Linked DNA regions of Homo sapiens: region 1 is linked to region 2. A link is an interaction called in ENCODE POLR2A ChIA-PET data of the cell type or tissue named here. Cell type or tissue: PC-3. All regions are shown on one strand. Links, peaks and the distances in the headings refer to the core of each region. The heading gives the core; the rest is flanking DNA.

What was found. Peaks named below come from ENCODE experiments on the same cell type or tissue, not always from the same donor. Only the 100,000 strongest peaks of a DNase experiment are listed, where the experiment ranks them.
Region 1: POLR2A ChIA-PET joins it to region 2 with 17 read pairs; 3 of 35 experiments call an interaction of 5 or more read pairs at or near these places.

Annotation. Positions count from the first base shown.
Region 1 is chr14:103,429,681-103,441,150 of GRCh38, forward strand. All of the region lies in intron 3 of MARK3 (microtubule affinity regulating kinase 3), which reads left to right. Among named protein-coding and RNA genes, the nearest start is that of MARK3, 50 kb to the left of the region's middle. In PC-3, for the core only: a CTCF peak has its summit at 5,459; no DNase peak of the experiment used is centred there.
Region 2 is chr14:103,367,335-103,378,804 of GRCh38, forward strand. It overlaps the pseudogene RPSAP5. Among named protein-coding and RNA genes, the nearest start is that of MARK3, 12 kb to the right of the region's middle. RefSeq lists an enhancer at 4,715-5,372. In PC-3, for the core only: no CTCF peak of the experiment used is centred there; a DNase peak (open chromatin) is centred at 5,397; H3K27ac peaks cover 2,010 bases.

The DNA.
Region 1 (11,470 bases), core at 1,263-9,262, 62 kb after region 2:
TGAAGAGTAAATTTTATCTATTTCCTTAAACTTCCATATCTTCAGCTATCTAAGGATTTGGTACTAATAAATACATTAGAGTTTAATACAATGTGGTATTCAGAACTAAAATTAACATACAAGGATGTTTAATGAGGACTCTAATTGAGTATTCTATGATGTTACATACCTTCCACTATTCATGTGTACCTGGATATAATTGTAATCCTAACAGTTTTCCCGGAAAAATTTTTACCATGGTGTTGTATCAAGTTGGCTGCAGTTTTTCCTTCTTGTTTGCTTGCTTCCTTTAGTCATTTTTTATTTTATTTTATTTTTTTGGTAATGATTTTTCATTGCTGCTCTTCGTTTATTATTTGTCACATCATTATCAGTTTAGTGCATGGTAGTTTGGTTAGCCCATTAGTGTGATTATGCATATTTGCATCTGAATTAATTTTGACTTATAATAATAATTAAAACTTTAAGATTTGTTTTTGGTATTATTCAAGTATGAACCATTCACTGAAGACTTATTCTAAAGCCAGCTCTATCCCAAGTTAAATAACTTGATAAGTATAATATTTTCAGTTTATAGGCCATTGTTTAAAATTGTGTATATAACTTCATATGCTTATGAAGTAAATTAGAAGCATTTTACATACATTTGTTTCCAATTCTTTTTCACCAAGTATCTTATCCCCAGCCCCCCCATCTTCCCCCACCCCCAGCAATTTTGCAACAATGTAGAATGTACCAGGCAACTTTGTCAGCCCCCTTTGCAGTCATTCTTGCATCCTTTTTTCTTCTCAGCACCATTCATAGTTGTATCACACTTGCTTCAGGAACAGCTCTCTTAGATAGTGATTTAAAGCTGTGGAGCATGCCCTAGCAGCTAACATTCATCATAAGGAACATTCTGCCATCAGCAGTGTGCAATCTCTTTTTTACCACCACTACCGAAAAAGGTGGACTGGCTCATTCAGGCAGTATTTTAACAGTGAACACACGTGTTAAAATATCGGTTTCATGATATTCAGGCTTGCATACTGGGTCATGAACATTTACTAAATGCACATATAAGTAAACCTGAGTTGACTATGTTTGCAAATTGATATTATTTTCACAGATGAGTCTCTTCATTTTTCCTTTGTATTTTTGCAGCCATTGAATTAATAAACGTTAGATTCTGGTGAGAGATTTATTTTTCTCCATTGTTTTTTAAGAGATGGGTCTTGCTCTGTTGTCCAGGCTGGACTCGAACTCCTGGGCTTAAGCAGTCCTTCCACTTTAGCCTCCCAAGTAGCTGGGACTACAAATGCACACCACAGCATCTGGCTATATACCTTCCAATGTCTCACTAGTATATCTGGAATACTATTCTATTCTTACGCATCTTTTAGGTCAATTTTTTGTTTGTTCGTTTGTTTTTGTTTTTGTTTTTTTGAGATGGAGTCTCGCTCTGTTGCCCAGGCTGGAGTGCAGTAGTGGGATCTGAGTTCACTGCAGTCTCCCTCTGCCTCTTGGGTTCAAGCAATTCTTCTCCCTCAGCCTCCCAAGTGGCTAGGACTACAGGTGTACGCCACCACACCTGGCTAATGTTTGTATTTTTAGTACAGATGGGGGATTTGCCATGTTAGCCAGGCTGGTCTGGTCTCAAACTCCTGACCTCAGGTGATCCACCTGCCTCAGCCTCCACTTGCTGGGATTACACGTGTGAGCCACCATGCCCAGGCCAAGGTGTGTGGATCACTTGAGGTCAGGAGTTCGAGACCAGCCTGGTCAACATGGTGAAACCGCGTCTCTACTAAAAATACAAAAATTAGCTGGGCGTGGTGGCACATGCTTATAATCCCAGCTTCTCAGGAGGCTGAGGCAGGAGAATTGCTTGAACCCAGGAGGCGACAGAACAAGACTTTGTCTCAAAAAAAAACAAGAAATTTGTAACATGTAATGAAATAATTGATTTTTTGTAATGTATTTATGATAGCTGGTTAGTTAGCCAACCTTGAGCACATTCAGGGATGGAGACACACTCCTTCCCGTAGCATCTTGTTCCAGTGTTCAGTGGCTTTGCTATTAGAGCCTTTTCCCCTTACTTCAGACTAGCATCTGTCTTCTAGAAACTTCTACAACACTGTTTACCATTTGTCATATGGAGTTATAGTTACTCCAAACATAACCAGCCCTTAGAAGTTGCTATTTTGGGTCTTGTTGATTTTCTCTTATGCAGAGTAAATCCCCTCAGCCTCCTTGGGTACTCCCACAGGAGTTTCGCTGAACAGAAGCCTACTTTATTCCATACTTGGAATTGTTTCCCCCCTCCCACCTGAATTTGTTTGATTCCTGCTAAAATTCATTTAATTGATTTTCTGCCTTAATTCCAGTCTTTTGGGGGATTTTGGAATAATGGGTCATTTGTATTAGCTGCTATGTAAATTAGATATGGATGTCTCCATCCAATTAAAATATTAAACAAGACAAGAACAAGACTTTTCAATGGAGAATTCATCCAAGTTGATACTGCTGACCCAGTAGTAAAGCATTTTTTGAGTAAGATTTAACCACCATTCTTAAATCTAGACTGAGTAGGACAGAAAGGGAAATCCCTGTGTTTTTAAATTTTAATGAGATTTACAGAGGAAGAAAAAAAGGAACATTAAACACAAATATATGCAAAATACCCAGTAGGATTTATTAAAGCATTATTGACTATGGATTTCATCAGGGTCTTTGTGGGGAAATCCTGCTTATACCCACCTCAATCTTCCTCCCTCCCTTCCTTCCACTGGCCTTATCGTGATTGTAAAATAGGGCAACACTACATTCCATAAAATAGAATAAGTGTCCCTATGAGCTGAGCAGAAGTTGGCTTTAGAGACAGGCAAAGGCTGAAGAAGGCTGAGGCAGGCCCGGCACAGTGGCTCACTCCTGTAATCCCAGCACTTGGGGAGCCTGAGGCGAGAGGATCACTCGAGCTCAGGAATTCGAGATCAGCCTAGGCAGCACAGAGAGACCCGTCTCTACCAAAAAAAAAATTAAATAAATTAACCAGGTGTGGTGGTGTGTACCTGTAGTTCCAGCTACTTAGGAGGCTAAGATGGGAGGATCACTTGAGCCTAGAAGTTGGAGGCTGCAGTGAGCTGTGATGGTGCCCCTGCATTCCAGCCTGGGCAACAGAGCAAGACCCTGTCTCAAAAAAAAGCTGAAGCAAAGAACAAAGAGTGTATTGGTCCTTTCAGAATTCCTTTTTTTTGTAAGGCAGGGACAGGGAAACAGAACAATAGACCACAATAGACTATACCACATAGAAAAGTAACCGATTAGTTAATGTCAGGTTACTTCACACTACATTTTTTTCTGTAAGGATTAAAGCAGTAGGAACTTTGTTATTGTGCCAATTGAAGTTTTTTCTTTTCTTTTCTTTTCTTTTCTTTTTTTTTTGAGACAGAGTCTTGCCCTGTGACCCAGGCTGGAGTGCAGTGGTGTGATTTTGGCTCACTGCAACCTCTGCCTCCCGGGTTCAAGAGATACTTCTGCCTCAGCCCCCTGAGTAGCTGGGACTACAGGTGTGTGCCACCACGCCTGGCTAATTTTTGTATTTTTAGTAGAGACAGGGTTTCACCATGTTGGTCAGACTGGTCTCCCAACTCCTGGCCTCAGGTGATCTGCCTGCCTCAGCCTCCCAAAGTGCTGGGATTACTGGCCTGAGCCACCGTGCTCAGCCAGGACAGTTTAAATCTTCAATCAGGGGCTGGACGCAGTGGCACACGCCAATAATGGCAGTACTTTGGGAGGCCGAGGCGGGTGGATCACCTGAGGCCAGGGGTTCGAGACCAGCCTAGCCAGCATGGTGAAACTGCATCTCTACTAAAAATACAAAAATTAGTTGGGCGTGGTGACATACCCCAGCTACCCAGTAGGCTGAGGCACAAGAATCGCTTGAACCTCGGAGGCGGAGGTTGCAGTGAGCCGAGATCACACCACTGCACTCCAGCCTGGGTGACGGTGAGACTCTGCCTCAAAAAATAAATAAATAATAAACTGTCCTGTTTGGGAAATTAGCTGTTATCTCCTTTTCTTCTGATTTCTAGGAAGGTCAGATAACAACTTAATTTAGGTTTGGGAATGTGGAATCTTAGCAGGGATTACTCCATTTTTAATTTTAACCTGGTTTCCTGGGGCCTAATGCAGGAGTTTAGTCCCAAACAATGGCTTCCTATAATTTTTATTTAACAATTCTTCCCTTTTGGTCAGGCTTTCACCTAGGTAAGAGTGTAACCAAAACCTAGGATATCCCTGCTGTTCTCAGTTGCCATCATTTTGAGTTTCCCGTTTCAGCATGCCGTTGACAGGGTGTTCTCATTATCGTGTGTTTCTTTTGAGTTTTTGTTGTTCTAGCCAGAGAGAACCATTTGACATCTGATAGGTGGCTACATGGAGACACTTAACACTCTGGGAGGATACAGCGTACCAGAGAGACTACCATTATGACTATCATGAGGATCACACCAAGCATTTAGAGTATGCTCCTAAGCCAGGGTTTTTATGAACCAAATCAACTAAAATTGTATAGCCAAACAAGGAGTCTGCCAATTTTAACCAAGTTGTCCGCTCTACCATACCCAAATCGCAACGAGAAGTGTCATGAACTGCACAGATTCCTCCATGTTTAGTAGGCATCCCAGCATTCCGTGACCGGGCTAAGTATAAAGCAGGGAGTGCAAGTTACCCACAGAAGCTACTGACTGTGAAATTTTAGCTACAGCATGATCCTGCCAAACTGAAAGAGGTAGGCATTAGTAAGGAAAAATTAAGAGGGGCAAAAGCATTGTTATGAAGTCTTGTTATTATGACAGTCTTGGGAAAAGCTGTCCATAGCATGCAGTCCACAACTTCTCGTCCTGGTTCGCAGTTTGAATGTCTCTGGTTGTGGCATCTGGCATTCTGGTGAATTCTCTGTGTGGCCTACACATCAGGCATGAGACTCGAAATTTACATCAAGCTGTCAGCTTTGGTTTATAGGGCTTCTGAAATTGAGCAGCTCATTCTTCATTGGCAAGTTGTAGCCAGATATTAAAGAAAACTAGAAGAATTCAGAATCTAGTTCAGTCAGGAATAATCTTATCAGGTCATTTCTGGAAGTCAATTCTGTGAATTAATATTTTAGCAGCGTTTTTTGCTTCTAATTTCAAATTGGAAGGTATAGGGTTATTCATTGTGCCCCTCAAGCCTGGTCCACTCCGATACCCCTCAAGCACCAGACACCTACCCAGGAAGAGGGAGGCTGTTTTCTTTTTAAAGCTAGTATTTGCTTTGGAGCCACTGTTAGTGCTTAGAGCTCTGTAGCAGTAGCAGTAGTGGCCTTTTTTGGCGTCCTAGGGAATCTTGGTCATGGGATGTAGCAGGGAAACTTATAATTTGAAAGCAAGGAGAACCAGTTCATGCTTTTCATGTGGTCTGTCGTGTAATGACTTTTACTGCTGCCACCACTGGGTTATTTTGGGCACTGTTGATTTAGTTTTCTTAAGCCAGTACTTTTCAACCCTTCTTGTGCATTAGAAACATTTGTGGAGTTTGAAAAAAGCATATTTCCTTCACAGTACTTTCCTCCCTAGAGGTCCTATCTTGGCGGGTCTAGAAATGTGGTGATCTCAGTACACACCCCAGATGAGAATGGCTCCTAGTCTGTCTTCACTTCCCCCAAAGTTCTTAATTTCTCTCTTCTTCCAATTTTACTTATTTTTATTTATTTATTTATTTTTTTGAGACGGAGTCTCGCTCTGTCACCCAGGCTGGAGTGCAGTGGTGCGATCTCAGCTCACTGCAAGCTCTGCCTCCTGGGTTCACGCCATTCTCCTGCCTCAGCCTCCCGAGTAGCTGGGACTACAAGCACCCGCCACCACGCCCGGCTAATTTTTTGTATTTTTAGTAGAGATGGGGTTTCACCGTGTTAGCCAGGATGGTCTCAATCTCCTGACCTCATGATCTGCCCGCCTTGGCCTCCCAAAGTGCTGGGATTACAGGCGTGAGCCACCACGCCCGGCCTATTTATTTTTTATTGATTGAGTGATTGATTGATGGGGTCTTGTCCTGTTGCCCAGGATGGAAGGTAGCAGCAAGACCAGAGCTCACTGCAGCCTGGAATTCCTGGGCTCAAGTATCTTTCCACCTCAGCCTCCTGAGGTAGCTGGGACTATAGGCGCGCACCACCACACCCAACTAAAGTAACCTATTTTATTTATTTATGAGACGGAGTCTCCCTCTGTTGGCCAGCCTGGAGTGCAGTGGTGCCATCTCGGCTCACTGCAACCCCTGCCTCCCGAGTTCAAGTGATTCTCCTGCCTCAGCCTCCCAAGTAGCTGGGATTACAGGCACCCGCTGCCACACCCAGCTAATTTTTGTATTTTTAGTAGAGACAGGGTTTCACCGTGTTAGCCAGGCTGGTCTCGAACTCCTGACCTCAAGTGATCCACCCGCTTCAGCCTCCCAAAGTGCTGAATTACAGGTGTGGCCACCGTGCCCGGCAAAGTAACCTATTTTAAAGATGACCCCTTCCCCAAATATTCTAAGTTTCATAGACAGCTGCTACTGCCACTGCCACTGCTGAATATTTTCTCCCTCTCTGGAACTCTTCCTAGGAATGCCTTAGTACCCAGTTCCTGGCCTCCTTTCTCTATTGGGTGAAGCACAAGTTATTTTGGAAATCCTTTTCATTGAACAACTCTTTTCATCTTTTTCTTTTCTTTCTTTTTTTTTTTTTTCCAACTATCTTTCTCTTTCATTTTCTTATATTGACTTTTCAGGCCATTAACAAAAGTAGTAACCACTGTAAAAATAGTTGTTACAGTCTTGTCTGTTATTTAAAATCCAGTGTCTGCATTCACATCAGTGTCATAAATCTGATAAATTAATACAAATAGGAGATGGCAAATGAAATCCAAGACAGGCACTTCTTATATTGATTGATTGAGGCTGGGTCTTACTTTGTAGCCCAAGCTGAAGTGCAGTGTCATGATCATAGCTCACTGTAGCCTGGAACTTCTGGGCTTAAGCAATCCTCCCGTCTTGGCCTCCCAAAGCCTTGGGATTATAGGCATGAGTCACCACCCCCAGCCTGATTATACATATTTAAAATATTGAGAATAGACTGGGCACGGTGGCTCACTCCTGTAATCCCAGCACTTTGGGAGGCCCAGCTGGGTGGGATCACCTGAGGTCTGGAATTCGAGACTAGCCTGACGAACATGGTGAAACCCCGTCTCTACTAAAAATACAAAAAAATTAGCCAGGTGTGGTGGCGCATGCCTGTAATCCCAGCTACTTGGGAGGCTAAGGCAGGAGAATCACTTGAACCCAGGAGACGGAGGTTGCAGTGAGCCAAGATGGCACCACTGCACTCCAGCCTGGGCAACAAATGAGAAACTCTGCCAAAAAAAAAAAAAATTGAGAATAAAACTGTATATATGTTTGTTTATTTTTAGATTTCAAAAGAGAAGAAATAGAAAAACCGGCTTTCAGTATTGTTGCTTCTTTATTCCTTATAAACTTTTAAATTTCTTGCCAGACTTATTTTTGTTTTGGCAATAAATAATACGGGTTGATATTTAGAATACATTATAAACTCGGGAAGCTGAGGCAGGAAAATGGTGTGAACCTGGGAGGCGGAGCTTGCAGTGAGCCGAGATCACGCCACTGCACTCCATCCTGGGCGACAGAGTGAGACTCCGTCTCAAAAAAAAAAAATACATTATAAACTGAGAATAGTAGAGTGTATTTTAGAGATTGATTGTTTGTTTTTAGAATTGAGGTCTCACTATCTTGCCCAAGCTGGTCTCAGACTCCTGGGTTCAAGCATCCTCCTTCCGAGGATTCCAATCTGCCTTCCAAGGAGCTGGGATTACAGGCACACACCACCATACCCAGCTAAAGTATATTTTTCATTGTACCAAGGACTTATTATGCTATTTTAGAAAAGTCACCAAGGAACCAAGTATTTTAAGTGGGTTAAACTTAGAGCATAGCCTGGACCCATTTGCAGAAAATATAAACTTGGGTGCAAATTAGGCCTTTGTGAGAGAATTATAACAGTAACATCAGCCAGAATCACAAACACATGTCAGGAGTTTATTGTGTGCCAGGTGCTGTTCCATGCACTCTGTATGTCAAGCCATCCTTTCATTGTAGAGGTGACAGGGTCAGGGAGGTCAAGTTACCTAGACTTAGTGAGTGGTACAGCTGGGTTGGGATTAGGTAGTATAGCTCCTGGAATCAAATTCTACACACACTTTATCTTATAGCATTGCATGTACTTTTCACAACAGTCCTGTGAAGCAGTTGTTTTCTTTTTTTTTCTTTGAGACAGAGTTTTGCTCTTGTTGCCCAGGCTGGAGTGCAATGGCGTGATCTCGGCTAACCGCAACCTCCACCTCCCTGGTTCAAGTGATTCCCCTCCCTCAGCCTCCCGAGTAGCTGGGATTACAGGCACCCGCCACCACGCCCAGCTAATTTTTTTGTATTTTTAGTAGAGACAGGGTTTCTCCATGTTGGTCAGGCTGGTCTGGAACTCCCGACCTCAGGTGATCCACCTGCCTCAGCTTCCCAAAGTGCTGGGATTACAGGCGTGAGCCACCACGCCAGGCCGAAGTAGCTGTTTTCAAAATCTATCTTATAGGTAAGTAGGTTAAAGCTCTCAAGATTTTGTGGTTTGTTCACTCATCCAGTGAATAAGGGACTGAACTAGCCTTAGAACCTAAATTTATAACATCAAATAGCTTTCTTTGCATAAGTTCCCTTGGAGCCAGTCACTCATAGTACTTTCCATATGGGAAGGATAACAAAGGAACATATGGAAATTCAGCTTGCATGTGGTAGATACCTAGTAAAATCTGATAAGTTAATTTTGTTAGTACCAAATTCATTTTAACACTAAATTAATTTTTCCTGATGTTGCTCTGATTCTAGGAATCTTGACCACCAGAACCTTGAGTTTGGGAGATGGGAAGATTCTTAGTTTGTCTTTGAAATATTTGATCATAAAAAACACATTATTGGCCAGGCATGGTGGCTCAAGCCTGTAATCCCAGCACTTTGGGTGACCAAGGCAGGCAGATTGCTGAGCTCAGGAGTTCAAGACCAGCCTGGGCAACATGGCAAAACCCTGTCTCTACATACAGAAATTAGCCAGATGTGGTGGTGCGCACCTGTAGTCCTAGCTACTTAGGGGGCTGAGGCTGGAGGATTGCTTGAGCCCGGGAGGTCGAGGCTGCAGTGAACCATGTTCATGCCACTGCATTCCAGCTTGGGTGACAGAGCAAGACTCCTTCTCTAATTAAAAAAAAAAAAAAGCACACACATTGTTGCTACTCTTATTTTACATTTTTAGAAAACTGATTTGTTGTATTACTCAGCTAAAGCTAAGCAATTTTTTAAAATTTAGTTTTTAATTTTTATTAAATACTGACTGCATACAAAAGAATGTTCCATGTTTAGCATATAAATATGTATATGAGATGAGCACCCTTATACTACCTGCTTCAAGAAATAGATCTTCAACCATACCTTTAAACCAGTCCCATATTGTGCCCCTCCTCAACCTGATTCCCCTTCTTCATTGCCCACCTACTGGGTAAACACTAACAAGGATTTTGTGTTATTATTTTCTTGCTTTGTCCGTGTAATTTTACCACATATGGATCACTCATCAATGTAGTGTAAAGGTTTTTTTTGGTCTGTTTTTTGTTTCTTTTGTGTTTGTTTGTTTGTTTGTGACTGAGTCTCGCACTGTCTCCCAGGCTGGAGTGCAGTAGTGCGATCTCAGCTCACTGTAACCTCTGCCTCCCAAGTTCAAGCGATTCTTGTGCCTCAGCCTCCTGAGTAGCAGGGATTACAGGCGTGCGCCACCACACCCAGCTAATTTTTGTATTTTTAGTAGAGACCAGGTTTCACCATGTTGGCCAGGCCGGTCTTGAACTCCTGACCTCAAGTGATCCACCCACCTCAGCCTCCCAAAGTGCTGGAATTACAGGCGTGAGCCACCGCACCCCACCAATGTAGTGTAAAGTTTAAAAAATTGTATAAATGGACTCATGCTATGTGTATTCTCCTATTGGCTTTTGCTTTGCTTCCTTTTTTTTGTTTTTTTGAGACGGAGTTTCGCTCTTGTTACCCAGGCTGGAGTACAGTGGCGTGATCTCAGCACTGCAGCCTCTGCCTCCTGGATTCAAGTGATTCTCCTGCCTCAGCTTCCAAAGTATCTGGGATTACAGGTGTGCACCACCACACCCAGCTAATCTTTGTGTTTTTAGTAGAGACGGGTTTTCACCACGTTGGCCAGGCTGGTCTCGAACTCCTGACTTCAAGTGATCCACCCACCTCAGCTTCCCAGAGTGCTGGGATTACAGGTGTGAACCACCATGCCCAGCCGCTTTTGCTTTCTTTTACCTACATTGTGTTCCATGTTGATGTATTTTGCTGTAATTCACCTTCACTGCTATGTCCATTTTCAAGAATATGTAGTATCCCATTATGTGAATATGCCACTCTGTATTTATTCTGTGATTCAGAGACATTTGGATTGCTTTTTGTATTGCAAACATGACTGCTGTGAATTGTCCTCTGTGTGTCCTGGCACACTTGTGAAGAGTTTCTTAAATATATATACTTAGAATTCTTGTATCACAGAGTCTGTCTGCACATCCTCCTTCTTCATTAGAGAAGGCCAAATTATTTTCAGAGCAGGTATGCTAATTTATATTTCCATCAGTAGTGTGTAAGAGAGCACAAGTAATGTAGCATCCTCATCAAAATTTGATTTTCTCTGATTTTTTAAAATTTGTGCCATCACAGGAGAATTGCTTGAACCCGGGAGGTGGAGGTTGCAGTGAGCTGAGATTGCGCCACTGCACTCCAGCCTGGCGACAGAGCAAGACTGCATCTCAAAAAAACAAAAAAATTGTGCTATCAATTTGGTAAATATAAAAGTGATATTTGGCCAGGCATAGTGGCTTCCTCCTTAAATTCCAGCACTTTGGGAGCCTGAGATGGGAAGATCTCTCCAAGCCAGGAGTTCAAGAACCAGCCTGGGCAACAGAGCAAGACTCTGTATCTACAAAAAGATTTTTTTTTTTTTTAATTATCTGGGCATGGTGGCACATAGCTGTGGTCTCAGATAATTGGGAGGCTGAGGATTGATTAAGCCCAGGAGTTTACAGCTGCGGTGAGCTGTGATTGCACCACTGCACTCCAGCCAGGGTAACAGAGCAGGAGCCCCTCTTAAAAAAAAAAAAAGAAAAGAAAAGAAAAATCTCATTATGGTTTTAATGTAACATTTTCCTAATTACTGATGAGGTCATGCATTTTTTCATATTTAGGTTTTTTGTTTCTTCTGTGAAGTACGTATTCATCTTTTGTTTAATTTCTAGTGGATTTTTTCTTAGTTATTTTAGGATATCATTATATATCATGGATACTATTATATATGTGGCACACA
Region 2 (11,470 bases), core at 1,743-9,742:
TAAAAATTAGCCAGATGTGGTGGCACACACCTGCAGTCCTAGCTACTCAGGAGGCTGAAGTGAGATGATCACTTGAGCCCAGGATTTCAAGACTGCAGGGAGCTATGATCATGTCACTGCACGCTAGCCTGGGTAACAAAGCAAAACCGTGTCTCCAAGAATAAATAAAATAAAATAAAAATAACAGATGATTATGCCCCGAGAGTGGAGTGAATTAATTAATGCCATTATCTTGGGAATGCATTTATTATTATGGGAGTGGGTTAATTATAGTACGGAGAAGGCTGGGCACAGTGACTCATACCTGTAATCCCAGTACTTTGGGAGGCCAAGGTGGGAGGATTGCTTGAGCTCAGGAGTTTAAGACCAGCCTGGGCAACATAGTGAGATCCTGTCTCTACTAAAAATAATAAAACTAGCCAGGCATGGTGGCACATGCCTGCAGTCCCAGCTACTGGGGAGGCTGAAGTGGGAGGATTGCTTCAGCCCAGGAGACTGAGGCCTCAGTGAGCTATGATCACACCACTGCACTCCAGTCTGGGTGACAGAGTGAGACTCTGTCTCAGAAAAAAAGAAGGGGGAAGAGTTAAGCCCCCCTTTTACTCTCTCTTTCTCTCTCTCTCTTCTCTTTGCCCTTCTGCCATGGGCTGACACCATAAGAAGACCCTCATCAGATGTCAGCTCATTGATCTTGGACTTCCCAGCCTCCAAAACTGTGAGCCGATGGATTTATTTTCTTGTAAATTACCCAGTCTGTGGCATTCTGTTATAGCAGCACAAAAAGGAGTAAGATACAAGCCTTCCCCTGGAAACTGCAGGCCTTCAGATGGACTCCAGAGTTCCAAAATAGTTGCATCAGACAGATTCTGCCAGATTGTTGTCTAGATGGGGGCGACAGATTCCTGGCACTTTCTACTGTGTCATCTTCCATGATATCACTGCTATGTAAATAATTCTTACAACTCAATAATAAAAAGACAGCTCAATTAAAAATTGGGCTAAGCGTCTATATACACATTTTTCCAAAGAAAATATACAAGTGGCGGGCTGGGTGTGGTGGCTCACGCCAATAATCCCAGCACGTTGGGAGACTGAGGCAGGTGGATTGCTTGAGCTCAAGAGTTTGAGACAAGTCTAGCCAACATGGAGAAACCCCGTCTAAAGAAAAAAAAAAGAAGAAGACTGTTCTCCAGGCTCTGCAATGCCCTCTGTTGTCAATCAGGTATCCATGTGTATTGGTCTGCTTCGGAGTTTTTCTTGCTGGTTCACTGGACGATTTTTGTATTTGTGCACTAATCACACTGCCTTAATTACCATACTTTATAATAAGCCTTGACAGGCAGTGAGGTAATTGTCCTGACTTGTTCCTCTTCTTCTTTTTTTATTTTTATTTTTTATTTTTTTTGAGACAAGGTGTCACTCCGTCGCCCAGGCTGGAGTGCAGTGGCGTGATCTTGGCTCACTTCAAGCTCCGCCTCCCAGGTTCATGCCATTCTTCTGCCTCAGCCTCCCGAGTAGCTGGGATTACAGGCGCCCGCCACCACGCCCGGCTAATTTTTTGTGTTTTTAGTAGAGACGGGGTTTCATTGTGTTAGCCAGGATGGTCTCGATCTCCTGACCTCATGATCCGCCCACCTCAGCCTCCCACAGTGCTGGGATTACAGGCATGAGCCACTGCGCCCAGCCTGTTCCCCTTCTTTAGGAGAGTTTTTGGATATTCTCATTCTTTTGTATTTCCATATACTATTTATTTATTTATTTATTTATTTATTTATTGAGACAAGGTCTCACTCTTGCCCAGGCTGGAGTGCAGTGGCGCGATCTTGGCTCACTGCAACCACCGCCTCCCGGGTTCAAGCGATTCTTCTGCCTCAGCCTCCTGAGTAGCCGGGACTGCAAAAGCGGGCCACCACGCCGGGCTAATTTTTGTATTTTTAGTAGAGAAGGGATTTCACCATGTGGTCAGGCTGGTCTCGAACTCCCGACCTCGTGATTCGCCCCCGCCCCCCCACCCCGCCCCCGACCCCCACCCCGACCCTTGGCCTCCCAAAGTGCTGGGATTACAGGTGTGAGCCACCGCACCCAGCCTAATTTTTGTATTTTTGTAGAGATGGAGGTCTTGCCATGTTTCCCAGGTTGGTCTCGAATTCCTGGGTTCAAGCGATCCACCCGCCTCAGCCTCCCAAAGTGCTGGCATTACAGGTGTGAGTCCCTGCACCTGGCCTTTTTCTCACTCTTGACTTTTTTTTTTTTTTTTTTTGCAATTTTCTCTTTTTCTTTGGTCAGTTTCACCAGGGATGAGACTTTTAGCTTTGTTGATTCTATTATATGTTTGTTTTTTATTTCATTATTTTTCCTCTTTATTATTTCCTATCCTACACTTTCTTTGGATTTGGTTTGCTGTTCCTTTTCAAGTTTCCTGAGATGTTTGCATAGTTCATGGATTTTCAGCTTTTCTTCTTGTCTGAAAGAATTTGTATAGAACTGAAATAATGTCTTCTTTGATAATTTGGTAGAATTCACCTGAAAATTATTTGGGTTTGCTTTGATTTCCTTAAAAGTAACAGAGCTATTAACGTTCTATTTCTTCTTGGGTTGTTATGATGATACCGTTTTCAAGGAACTGATTGGTTTTGCATAAGCTTTCAAATTTATTGATGCAAATTTGTTCACTGAATTTCCTTATTTTTTAAATCTCTGAACATCTGTAGTTATATCTCCCTTTGTGTTTTCTAATGCTTACCCATGCTTTCTCTGTTTTATTCTTGGTTAGCCAGGCTAGAGTTTTGCCTTTTTTTTTTAATGAGTTTTTACAAAGAACTGTTTCTTGGCTTTATTGATCTAATTATATCTTTGGGATTTCATTAATTTCTGCTTACTATGTCCTTTTAACACTCTTTGGGTACACTGTGTTCCTCTTTTTTTAATTTATATTTATTTATTTATTTATTTATTTACTTATTTATTTATTTATTTATTTTTGGAGACAGGGTCTCCCTCTCTCACCCAGGCTGGAGTGCAATGGCTCAACCTCAGCTTACTGCAACCTCTGCCTCCCAGGTTCAAGTGATTCTCCTGCCTCAGCCTCCCGAGTAGCTGGGATAAGAAGCGTGCCACCACGCCCAGCTAATTTTTGTATTTTTAGTAGAGACAGGGTTTCACCCTGTTGATCAGGCTGGTCTTGAACTCATGACCTCAGGTGATCCACCAGCCTCGGCCTCCCAGAGTGCTGGGATTACAGGTGTGAGACACCACTCCCGGCCTGCATTCTTTTTCTTTATTATTATTATTTTTAACTCTGTCACATCTCAGGATGTGTTCTTTTTCTTTTCTTTTTCTTTTTTTTTTTTTTTTTGAGGCAGAGTCTCGCTCTGTCATCCAGGCTGGAATGCAGTGGCATGATCTTGGCTCACTGCAACCTTTGCCTCCCCAGTTCAAGTAATTCTCATGCCTCAGCCTCCCAAGTAGCTGTGATTACAGGTGGGCACCACCACGCCCAGCTAATTTTTGTATTTTCAGTAGATACAGGGTTTCGCCATGTTGGCCAGGTTGGTTTCGAACTCCTGACCTCAGGTGATCCACCTACCTCGGCCTCCCAAAGTGCTGGGATTACAGGCGTGAGCCACCTCGCCTGGCCCATAGATGCCCTTTATACAAAGTTCCTTTCTATTCTTAGTTTAAGGGTGTTTTTTTGTTTTTTGTTTTTATCATGAAATTGTCTCGGGGCCAGGTATGGTGGCTCACACCTGTAATCTCAGCACTTTGGGAAGCCAAGGTTGGAGAATCACTTGAGGCCCAGAGTTCGAGACCAGCCTGGGCAACATAGCAAGACCCCATTTCTAATTAAAAAAAAATGTTTTTAAAGAATGAGCCAGGTGTAGTGGTGCATGGTGGTATTCCTAGCTACTCAGGAAGCTGAGGCAAGAGGGTTGCTTGAACCCAGGAGTTTGAGGCTACAGTGAGGTATGCCTGTGCCACTGCACTATAGCCTGGGCAACAGAGCTAGACCCTGTCTCTAAAAAAAGGTGTTGCATGGCCAGGCATGGTGGTTCACGCCTGTAATCCCAGCACTTTGAGAGGCCGAGGCAGGCAGATCACCTGATGCCAGGAGTTCGAAACCAACCTGGGCAACATGGTGAAACCCTGTCTCTACTAAAAATACAAAAATTAGCCAGTCGTGATGCCACGTGCCTGTAATCGCAGCTGCTTGAGAGGCTGAGGCATGATAATTGCTTCAACCTGGGAGGCGGAGGTTGCAGTGAGCCGGATCCCGCCAATCCCGCCACTGCACTCCAGCCTGGGCAACAAGAGCGAAAAACTCCGTCTCAAAAAAAGGTGTTGCATTTTGTCAAATGCTTTTTCTGGGCCTATTCATATGATTATATTGTTTCTGGCCAGGCGCGGTGGCTCACACTTGTAATCCCAGCACTTTGGGAGGCTGAGGTGGGCAGATCACCTGACGTCAGGAGTTTGAGACCAGCGTGGCCAATATGGTGAAACCCCGTCTCTACTAAAAATACAAAAAGTTAGCCAGGTGTGGTGGTGGGTACCTGTAATCCCAGTTACTCAGGCAGCTGAGGCGGGAGAATCACTTGAACCCCGGAGATGGAGGTTGCAGTGAACCGAGATAGCGCCACTACACCCCAGCCTGGGTAACAAGAGCGAAACTCCGTCTCAAAACAAAACAAAACAAACAAACGAAAAACAGAGTCAGGAATGACAGTGTGCTGCTCAGGGCCAGGCCTGAGGAATGGAAGACAGTGGCACCATCACACACACACACACACACACACACGCGCGCGCGCGTGCGCACACACACACATGCACACACACGCGCGCGCACACACACATGCACACACGCACACACATGCACACATGCACACACATGCGCACACACGCGCGCACACGCACACACACGCACACACACGCGCGCACACAGACACACACACATGCACACACATGCACGCACACACACACATGCACACACACACACACACACACTAAGTCCTTTTAACATTTCAACCCTAAAATTGTAATTTTTAAAATAACATGCTTATAAAAAAAGAATCTCTTCCAAGTAGGTTTCTGTTAAAAACAGGGGGTTCAGGAAGTTTAGAGGTGTTGTTGTTTACGTGTTTTTTTTTGTTTTTTGTTTTTTGCTTTTTGTTTTTTTTTGCCTTCGGTGTAGATTGGAGGATTTGCTTTAACAGAATATCTTTTTGGCTTTACTGGCTAAAATAGCCAGTTCCTGCTTATTAATACTCAAACACATCAATTATTCATCTGCACTTGGGTATATTACACACGCCGAATCATCCATCCTCCTGCCCTCTTTGTTAAAGGAGGCTTTGAGGCCAGCAGCCCCACGGGGAAGGCGTATAGTTGGGACTCAGGGCTGACTCAGAGGGCCAGCCCTGGCCAGCTCATGTCTGAGGTCACATCCGAGGGAGAGGAGGCAGCAGAGCTGAGTGAACAGAATCTTGTTCTAACAACTTCCCAGGCTCCACACTGCCTTGCCATGCTGAGCTGTCCATGTGAGGTCAGGGATTTGTCAAGATGAAGGGCTAGACCTTTGAGGGTTTTGCTCTTTCAACTCTGCTCTTGTCCTTGACCTGAAATTATACTAGCGGCAAAAAAAAAAAAAAAAAAAAAAAAAAAATGATGACAGCTGATGTGTGCTGGGGAAAATGATGGACAGTCAGAACCATTGTGATCTTCAGATGAGGAAGCTCAAGTTCAAGGTGGGAAGGAAGGCTATAGGCAAGGCCGCTTGGCAGCCAAATGCAAAGTCACGGTAGAATCTCCGTCTCCCGGTGACCATCCCCCATCAGCCTCCTGCATGGAACCCATAACGAGGGCCAGAACAGTGAAGGGTCTGCTGTTAGCTATGCCCTGGTGCACTGACTCCCAGGTAAAACCAGATCCACAGAGGAGAAGGGAGTGAGGATTATTTATTTATTTATTTGAGATGGAGTCTCACTCCGTCACCCAGGCTGGAGTGCAGTAGCATCATCTCGGCTCACTGCAACCTCTGCCTCCCCGGCTCAAGCCATTCTTGTGCCTCAGCCTCCCGAGTAGCTAGGATTACCGGCATGTGCCACCACGCCCTGCTAATTTTTGTATTTTTAGTAGAGACAGGGTTTCACCATGTTGCCCAGGCTGGTCTCAAACTCCTGGGCTCAAGCGATCTGCCCTCCTCAGCCTCCCAAAGTGTTGGGATTACAGGTGTAAGCCACTGTGCCCAGCCACCACTACCCTGATTTTTGTGTTTTTCATCCCCTTGTGTTTTTTTCAATAGTTTCATTCTATACGTTTGCATCTTTAAACAGTATGTTGTTTGGTTTTGCACGCTTTCATTTCTGAATCACGCTATGTGTATTCTAAGAATTGCTCTGGTTTTTTAAATAATATCTCAAGATTATGATACTGAGATGCATTCACATTGTGTGTAGCTGTAAAAATTATTCTCTCTGTTATATACTATTTCTTTGTGCTAATATGCCATTTTCTGTATTCGTACGGATAATGGACATTTGAATTGTTTCCAGTGTGTTTCTATAACAAACTGTAGTGTTACGACTATTCTTATACATGTTCCCGTGCATATGTTTGAGAGTTGTTTTTTTTTTTTTAGAAACTGATGTCTATTTTCCATCAACCTTATTTCCATGTTGCTGAAGAGCCCGTGCAAGAACAGCTTAAGACTATTCAGTGGTTGCTCCTACCCCTTCAGTGGCCTGAGCAGTGGGAGCTGCAGACCAGTCTTCCGTGGCAGGCTGAGCCCTCCAGTCTTCAGTAGGGAACTTCTGAATAGGCACAGAGGGCACCTAAACGCCGTCAGACCAGTCTGCAACCTCAGGCTGAGTAGCAGCTGAGGAGCTGGAGCAGTCCATTCACCCTGAAATTCCTCTTTCGTCTCAGCCTTTTCAGCAGCAGCCTGCTCTTCTTTTTTAATCTCTTGAGGATCTCTGTAGAAGTAGAGATCAGGCATGACCTCCCACGGGTGTTCACGGGAAACGGTGCCACGCATGCGCAGAACTTCCCGAGCCAGCGTCCACCACATCAAACCCAATGAGTGAGCTCCCTTGTTGTCACATGGGATGGCAATGTCCCCATAGTGCAGAGGAGAATCTGTGTTACACAGAGCAATGGTAGGTAGGTTAACATAAGATGCCTCCATGAGCGGCCGGTGGTCAGCCCTGGGGTCAGTAACCACAAGAAGCCGTGGCTCCCGGAAGGCTGCCTGGATCTGGTTAGTGAAGGTTCCAGGAGTGAAGCGGCCAGCAACTGGAGTGGCTCCAGTGGCAGCAGCAAACTTCAGCACAGCCGTCTAGCCAGTATTCCTGAATGATATGGCACTAACATCAGCAGGGTTTTCAATGGCAACAATGGCACGAGCTGCCAGCAGAAGCTTCTCCCAGGTCCTCCTCAGATTTATGATGTAGATGCCATCACTTTTCCTTTTACAGATGTACTGTTCCATCTGGAAGTTAAGCTTGGTGCCACCTAAGTGGGTTCCTGCCACAAGGAACTTAAGGACATGCTCCTCCTTCATTTGCAGGACATCAAAAGCTCCGGACCTTGTGAAAGTTTCCCTTTAAGTTACAGTGAGAATCCAGAACAACGCCGTATGGACCCCTCTGTGGGTAGCGCGGAAAGCGGGAGTTTCTGTTTTTTTCTCTTTTTTTTTTTTTTTGAGATGGAATCTTACTCCGTCACCCAGGCTGGAGTGCAGTGGCGCCATCTCGGCTCACCACAGCCACCGCCTCTGAGGTCCAAGTGATTCTGCCTCAGCCTCTCGAGAAGCTGGGATTACAGGCGTGGGCCACCATGCCCAGCTAATTTTTTTGTATTTTTAGTAGGGAAAGTGTTTCACCATGTTGGCCAGGCTGGTCTTGAACTCCTGACCTCAGGTCATCCACGCCTCGGCCTCCCAAAGTGTGAGGTTATAGGCATGAGCCACTGTGCCCAGCCGAGAGTTTCTTTAGGGCAAATATTTTGGGTGGAATTGCTCAGTTGTAGGGGCCACACAACTTCAACTTTAATTGCTAATGTCAGATTGTTGTCCAAAATGTCAATTTTACTGGCTTTTGCCAAAGAACTAAGTTTTGGCTTTGTTGAGTATGTGATCTTTGCACTGTGCTTCACTATTTTCTGCTCTTACCTTGAACTTACACTCCCAAGCAGGGTCTAAGAGTGCCCACTGAAGCCAGGGGCAGCAGCTCATGCCTGTAATGCCAACACTTTGGGAGGCTGAGGCTGAGAATTGCTCGAGCCCAGGAGTTTGAGACCAGCCTGGGAAACATAGTGATATCTCATCTCTACAAAAAACAATTTAAAAAAAATTAGCCAGGTATGATGGCTCATGCCCATAGTGCTAGTTACTTGAAGGTTGAGACAGGAAGATTGCTGGAGCCTAGGAGTTCGAAGCTGCAGTGAGCTATGATCATGCCATTGCACTCCAGCCTGGGTAACAGAGTGAGACCCTGTCTCTAAAAGACAATAAAAAGTTCCCATTGTTCCATATTCTCAGCAGCACTTGATATTGTCAGACTTTTTCATTTTTGCCAATCTGGTGGCCAGTACATGGTAACTTATTATGGTCTTTGCGCTATAGATTGTTTGTGTCCATCCAAATTCATATGTTGAAAACTAAACCCCAGCTGGGCACAGTGGCTCAGGCCTATAAACCCAGCACTGGGATGCTCAGATTGGAGGATCACTTGAGCCCAGGAGTTCAAGACCAGCCTGGGCAACATGGTGGAAACCCGTCTCTACAAAAAATATAAAAAAATTTGCTGGGCATGGTGGTGAGTGCCTGTAGTTCTAGCTGCCTGGGAGGCTGGGGTGGGAGGATCACCTGAGCCTGGGAGATTGAGGCTGCAGTGATCCATGATAGCCCCACTGTACTCCAGCGACAGGGTGAGACTCTGTCTCAAAAAAAGAAAACTGAACCCCAGTGTTTGATGGTATCGAGAAGTGAGGCCTTTGGAAGGTAATGAGGTCAGGAGGGTGGATCCCTCCTAGAAAAGAGCCCCAGAGAGCTCATTCGCCCCTTCTGCCATGTGAGGACACAGTGAGATGATGGCTATCCATCTGTGAACACAAAGCCAGCCCTCACCAGACACTATGTCTGCCAGGGCCTTGATCTTGGATTTCCCAGCCTCCAGAACTGTGGAGAATAAATTTTTGCTGTTTTTAAGCCACCCAGTCTACGGTAGTTTGTTATAGCATCCAAAATGGACTGAGATAGCTTGCATTTGCAATAACAGACGACTTTAAGTATTTGTTCTTATTATTTATCAACCCCCAAGTGCCTGTTGTTGACTTTTGCCTATATTTCTATTGGGTTGTTGATCTTATTAAATTATAGATCTTTCTTTCTTTCTTTCTTTCTTTTTCTTTCCTTGTAATGGAGTTTTGCTCTTTTTGCCCAGGCTGGAGTGCAATGGCATGATCTCGGCGCACTGCAAACTCTGCCTGCCAGGTTCAAGTGATTCTCCTGTCTCAGCCTCCTGAGTAGCTGGGATTACAGGTGCACACCACCACACCTGGCTAATTTTGTATTTTTAGTAGAGGTGGGGTTTCACCATGTGGGGCAGGCTGGTCTCGAACTCCTGACCTCAGGTGATCTGGCCTCCCAAAGTGCTGGGATTACAGGTGTGAGCCACCGTGGCCAGCCAATTATAGACATTTCTTATATGGTATGGATTTAAATCCTTATCAGTTATAACTTCTCCCAGTTTGAGGCCTGCGTTTTTACCCTCTTTATGGTGTTTTTGAAAAACATAAACTGTTAAAAAAGCTTTAACTGTGTATTCCTTTGCAGCTTTTTATTTTGCACTATGTGTACTGAGGAACAAAAGAAAAAAATGAAATTTGAGACCAGACGTGGTGGCTCATGCCTGTAATCCCAGCACTTTGGGAGACCGAGGCAGGCAGATCACAAGGTCAGGAGATCGAGACCATCCTAGCTAACACGGTGAAACCCTGTCTCTACTAAAAATACAAAAAATTAGCCGGGCATGGTGGCGGGTGCCTGTAGTCCCAGCTACTCGGGAGTCTGAGGCAGGAGAATGGTGTGAACCCAGGAGGCGGAGCTTGCAGTGAGCCGAGATCGCGCCACTGCACTCCAGCCTGGGTGACAGAGTGAGACTCCATCTCAAAATAAATAAATAATAAAAAGAAAGAAATTTGAATTAAAACCAAAGAGCTTAGTCTGTATCACCCTCCCCTGATTAAATTTTTAAATTACAGTTCTCCTGTCCTGAAATTATATTATGCATGAGTTCTGCTATGTGTGTCCTGTGACCTGAGAGTGGGCAAGAACTTTCTCTGTTCACAGCTATGTCCTCAATGCTTCAAACATAGCTTTGCCCAAAGTAGGTGCTCAATAAACACTGTGGATGGAAGGAACAAAGGAAGGAGAGAGGAGTAGCGGGGCAGCCACCGAAGGCTGATGTGGCTTTTCATGACTCCACCCAGTGAGGCCCAACTGGCTCCAAGGGTAGGGCAGCAGCCTAAGGAATGGAGGAAATGGTCTTTCCTCAAGCAGAGCTTAGACTTTATTGTCTTGGAAAAACCTGTTTGTATTTGGGAGATGTGCTTACTTTAATAGGTCAACCCTGCAATAATGGGCAGGTCTGAGGCTCCAGGAGTGCTGGGGTAGTCTATTCACCCCCTTATTCTTTCTCTCTATCCTTTTTTACCCACCTGCCTTGCAGCCAGTGGGTGTCAGAGCCAGCAGCAGACTGGAGTCTAAGGGCACTGCTTTCTGTCCGTGAGCTTGAGAAGGCTTCTTGCCCTTCTGAATCTCCAAGTCCTTGCCTGCAAAGCACAGGCAATGATAAAAACACTAACGCCTTATCTGGTGTTGCAGGATCCCTTACCAAGGGCTTCTACGTCTCCTATCGTGAGCTCAGTACTCAGTGAGGTAGGCAAAACTGGAGGAGGAAACCGGGGAGGAGGAGTGAGTCTCTAACTCCCCACGCTGTGTGGCCTAATAAGCCTTGATCTGTGTTCTACAGACTCTGAGCTCTGTGCTCCTCTCTGGGGAACAGGTGGAAAGGGCAGCCCTCCAGGAGGTGGTGAGTCCTCTGAGCTTTGGAAGGGTGGACTCTGCACCTGCTGCGCTGGTGCTCTCTGGGAATTTTCTCCACGGACCTCCAGAGCAACTGTGAGTGGTAGCTGTTACCATTCCCATTTGACTGGTTCAGAAACCTTGCCTGAGGGACATGAAGTCACTTGCCCAAGGTCCCCCAGCATTCAGCGTCATAGTCAGAGTTCAAACTCCAAAGCCCTTGCCTCTGCCTCACCACTGTGGTCTCCCTAGACCTTTAGATATAGTTCCAGACAGTGGGTTTTCCCAGCTCAGAGCAGAGTGGGTCATGGGACAGGGCAGGCTCCAGAGGGCTACGCTACCAGAATCTGGTAATGACAACTGTGTATGTGTGCGTGAGAGGCGGCTGAC